Regions from separate parts of the Homo sapiens genome. Here region 1 is linked to region 2. Evidence: chromatin loops called from intact Hi-C (ENCODE). Cell type or tissue: A673. All regions are shown on one strand.

Region 1 (2,500 bases), 120 kb before region 2:
CTTTCCCATGCTCTTCTCGTGGTAGTGAATAAGTCTCATGAGATCTGATGGTTTTATAAGGGGGAGTTTCCCTACACAAGCACTCTCTTTGCCTGCTGTCATCCATGTGAGACGTGACTTGCTCCTCCTTGCCTTCTGCCATGACTGTGAGGCCTCCTCAGCCATGTGGAACTGTAAGTCCATTAAACCTCTTTCTCTTTATAAATTACCCAGTCTCGGGTATGTCTTTATTAGCAGCGTAAGAACAGACCAATACAGATGTTCTTGTCCCCTTTCAACATATCAGGAAAATGAAACTTGAGAAAGTGGAGGATTTGGGACAGAGAGAAGATCCTGACAGAACAGGATTCAAGTAATACTTAAACTCAGGCTTTGGGAGTCTCTCAGCCTTGCACTTCTTTACTTTCTACCATCGCTGTTATGTAGGCCTCCTCTTGTGGGATTTTTATGGTAACTATATGCTATATTCTCAAAGCTTAGAAACCTAACAGAAAGTAAAGCACTTCTTGACATTTCAACAACACTCCCTTGATTGAGTCTCATGGAATCCAACTAGAGTCACATGCCCACAACTGACCCAAGCCTCAAGCCTGGAGTCTTGGCGAGCAGACCACATTAATTGGCCAGGCCTGGATCACGTGCCCATGTGGGGGCCTCATAGTGGAGAGGAAGGAGTGTGGCCCATAACCAAACATCGTGCTATTAGGAGACCCTGAAATGGAGGGCTGGCAGGCAAAAGCCACAGACCAACTCAGGCCACATTCAATGTTAATTTGGTCACAGCCCAGCTCATATTGCCTGATTGTAATGATTTTCTCCTCCAGGCAGACACAGTCCCGGCCAGGGTGGGGAAATTGCAGGACATTGAGTTATCTCACTTGCCAGAGCACAGAAGGGGGTTTACAGCTGATTCCAATAAGAAGTCGAAAAAATTAAGTTTCACTGACTAACTTCTGCCCCCTTCTGACTCATCACCCTCTCTGGTTGACTTCTCAAACGTCCCACGACTTTACTTTTGAGTTCACTGTGGCCACTTAATGCATTTTAACTTTTATTAGTCTCCTGACATCTCTTTTAAGCTATCATCTTCTTTCCTGCAAAAGTGCTTGGATTCCACATTTTCTAATTAAAACATGCTCATTTATTGTCTTACTAACCAGTGCTCTTTATGAGGGCTCATGATGAGAAAGTTAACTCAAAACATCTCGATGCATTTCCTCTCTCTTGGAAATGGCTGGAGAAGCAGTTTTGCCTTATCAAGTTGAATGACTTCGAAGAACTTTTGGTTTTGCTTTTTAATAAAACCATGAATGGGAAACATTTAACTCCATGCTTCAAGCTCCTAATATTCTCAGCAATGCAGTATATTCTGTTTGTTGTGGTGTGTGTAGGTGAGACAGATTGCAGGGGTCAGATAGCTCCATAATGAGTATAGGTAATATCAGAATAGTTCTGTGTTTAATTAGATAAAAATTTTTGTCCTAACATGCAACACGTCCTAATGTTCATAATGGTGCCCATTGCTGTTTATACTCCAGTGAATTAATCTGATATTATTAGAGGTTGTAAGCTTCAGTGCAGCAGGGGGTAAGGGTGGCACACATGCATTTAAACCCACCGAGAATTTCAATATAATCGTGTGTGTGGTGGCACTGGGGTGGGCTGGGAACAAGGTAGAAGGCGCATATTCAGTATATGTCTGCGTATACTTTGTTTTTTCAGTTTCACTACTATTTGCTTTGTCTTTGGAAACATAAAAGCAGTGTTACAATGGGGACATCCTCATGTCCTGTCGATAATGTGCATCTTCAAATTCATAATACCATTCAGTTTGGGGAAAAGAGCGAAGTATAGCATTCTTCACAGAGCTTACCCCAAATAGCTAATTCAGGCAGAAAGGGAGAGACAGAGATAGAGATAGAGATGATAGAGATAGAGACAGAGATAGAGATAAAGAGAGAGAGATGGAGATAGAGATAAAGGGAGGCAGAGAGAGAGAGAGAAAGAAAGGGGAAAAAGGGACCTGGTGATGCAGATATGGAAAAAAATAGATGCCCTCTTCAGGGAGGTCGGCCCTTGATTCTGACCACTACATTAGAAAATATTAGAAGGAGTCAAGGTCAACATGAATTGGGTTGGCCAAAACAACTGAGCCCAGCTGGACGCGGTGCCTCACACCTGTAATCCCAGAACTTTGGGAGGCCGAGGCAGGTGGATCACTTGAGGTCAGGAGTTCAAGACCAGCCTGACGAACATGGTGAAACTTCGTGTCTATTAAAAATACTAAAATTAGCCAGGCGTGGTGGTGCACGCCTATAATCCCAGCTACTTGGGAGGCTGAGGCAGGAGAATTGCTTGAACCTGGGAGGCGAAGGTTGCAGTGAGCCAAGATCGCGCCACTGCACTCCAGCCTGGGTGACAGAGTGAGACTCCATCTAAAACAAACAAACAAACAAAACAAAACAAAACAAAACAAAAACAAAAAAAACCCTGAGCCCTG
Region 2 (2,500 bases):
TACTTTTGCTGCTGCTGCAAGAGGACATGTAATGAAAGAATCAAGAATTCCACCCTTGTAAGATAAATTCTCCCCAGCTGCTGATTTCAGGGAACCCTGTTTGTTTCCTCTGTAGCTTCCATCTGCTTGATTCTTGCCTGTGGAGCCTGGCATGATGAGCTGCTACAGTCTGGAAATGCAGATGCTGTTTCCTGTCCGGAAGCTCAGGGGCTGGTTCTTATAGTGGCCCGAGCAGTGGTGCCTGCAGCTGGGCCGATTGCATTTAGTTAAGTGACTCAGATACTGTAAGTAGGAACTGAGCAGGGAGTCCTGAAAAAGACAGGCAAGGCCACACTCAGGGAAGCCAGCCCCCACTGGAGCTGTCATTCCTCCCCCTTCCCTGAGCACTCAGCCCCTTTGAAGGAGAGCAAAGAAATTGTGCTGAGCTTTAATGAGGAATCAGCTGGGCGCACTTTGCCACAGGCCTGGCTGGAGGCAGAAAGAAATGAACAGGCCCCCAGGAGTGAGCGACCCACTGCAGCTAAGTCATTCCCACCATCTCTGGATGTGACCAGAGACCCTGTGGTCATGTGGCTTCAAGCAGCCCTAGCTCACATGTGCCACTTCCCTGCAATCCCACCAACTGCTGAGCGTGCCCTGCCATCTGAGGTAGAATCAACATCAGACATCGTCAGGAGGCCAGCAATGCTGCCAGTGCAGAGTGAGGGGAGTGGCAGGCTTCCCCGGGAAATGTCAGCATTTATTGCTTTTCCCATTCGTGTTGACCCTCAGCAAGAAAATGTTCCAAATAGCATGAAGTCATCCCCCCTTTTTGGGGGGTCCTGGACCCAGTAATAACATCTTCCCGAAGGGCAATGAGTCTGTCTTTAACCTTGCCCTCTCTGGCAGGTGTGTATCAATGTGGTTTCTAGAAGCATCTCTGGGCTGCCCGGTCCCTGCCTGTGGCCACCTTCCCTTCTGGGAAAGTAACAGCCCCCGCTCCACGGTCTAGGCTCTGCTGCTCTCCTCCCGCTCCTCTGGAAACCCACTAAGTTATCTTAATTACCATTCCTCCTCAGTCTCTGCCAAGAAGTGGGGAGATTTATAATTGGATCAGTCAAATATTTGCTATGGTTTATTTCTTTGCCTCTCGAGCTCTCGTAAAAGTTGCATTTTCATGCCACTTTGGGGTATGACTGATGACTCAAAGGCACAGCCTTCACATTGCATGCCAACGTGGGTTATTTTTCAGAGGCCAGGGAAAAGGAGAGAACTGGGCGGGGAGAGGTGGTGTTTACTTTGGGTTATTGTGCTATCATCCTCTGGGTGGCTGCAAGAGACACAAGCGGCTTTGGGAGGCAAACTTCCTCCCGCAGCCAGCCGGTGCACAGACACATCCTTCTATTGGGATTTGGTCATGTGCCTCCTAAACCCCTTCCAGAGCTTCTGCAGACCTAATGGGTAGGACCACTACAGAGTAACCTCTTTAGTCAACGAGGCACAGTTTGGTCTCCCAAAGCATCCCCATGTCCCGAATTGATCACAGTGAGGTCCTAGAACAGAGGAGCCAGATGTCCCCAATACTAAGCCTGAGTTATCAATTCCCAGTGTTGAGGGATGAAAAGGAAACTCTGGCCAGGGCCTGAGCTTTTGGAAAATGCTCTCCTTCTAGTGTCAGCCAGTCTGCCAAGCAAGCTGGCCAGGCTACAGCTTAGGAACCCTAGAGAGCAGAGGCTCCCCTACACCAGATGGCCTCCTTGCAAGCCAGCTTCTCACTGGCCCCCAGTCTCCCTATCCTGGAAGGCAGTCTCCATGGCTGGCTCAGTTTATCCTCCCTGCATTTCTAGCCTCTAGCCCTTGCCCAAGTTATAGCAGCAGTGAATGATGCTGTGTGATGCTGCTTGACACGTGTTAATCTATGCATAGTGACCCTATGTGCACTCTAGAGCACTTTGAGATAGAAAGGAGGAACAAGAGGTATAAACTGGGACACTCCTGGGTAATTGTGATAAACAAACACCCTACACATAATAGAGTGGAATTTGACCAACAGAAGATGCTACCATCTTTTCCTGGGTGATCCTGTCCTGTTGTCCTATAAGAAATTATCTTGACCGGGCACGGTGGCTCACGCCTATAGTTCCAGCACTTCAGGAGGCCAAGGCGGGCGGATCACGAGGTCAGGAGTTCGAGACCAGTCTGGCCAACATAGTGAAATCCCATCTCTGCTAAAGATACAAAAAATTACCCGGGTGTGGTAGCAGGTGCCTGTAATCCCAGCTACTCGGGAGGCTGAGGCTGGAGAATTGCTTGAACCCGAGAGGTGGAGGTTTCAGTGAGCCAAGATCAAGCCATTGCATTCCAGCCTGGGTGACAGAGCGAGACTCCATCTCAAAAAAAAAAAAAAGAAAGAAAGAAATGATCTTGAGGACCATTTGGCCTGACCTGGGAAGGAAGAAGGGCAGTAGTTCTGAAGTCCTTACTCTTCACCACCCTACCCTGCAGATGAAACCCCTGTCTT

What was found. A loop is a pair of places that touch in the nucleus more often than their neighbours do. Peaks named below come from ENCODE experiments on the same cell type or tissue, not always from the same donor. Only the 100,000 strongest peaks of a DNase experiment are listed, where the experiment ranks them.
Region 1: a loop joins it to region 2, with 2.2 times the contacts of the local background. A loop is called at or near these places in 1 of 110 quality-filtered maps.

Annotation. Positions count from the first base shown.
Region 1 is chr5:167,969,263-167,971,762 of GRCh38, forward strand. All of the region lies in intron 6 of TENM2 (teneurin transmembrane protein 2), which reads left to right. Among named protein-coding and RNA genes, the nearest start is that of TENM2-AS3, 17 kb to the left of the region's middle. In A673, a CTCF peak has its summit at 981 (motif pointing left); a DNase peak (open chromatin) is centred at 969; H3K27ac peaks cover 845 bases.
Region 2 is chr5:168,085,237-168,087,736 of GRCh38, forward strand. All of the region lies in intron 9 of TENM2 (teneurin transmembrane protein 2), which reads left to right. Among named protein-coding and RNA genes, the nearest start is that of MIR12125, 79 kb to the right of the region's middle. In A673, a CTCF peak has its summit at 1,319; DNase peaks (open chromatin) are centred at 265 and 1,215; H3K27ac peaks cover 2,490 bases.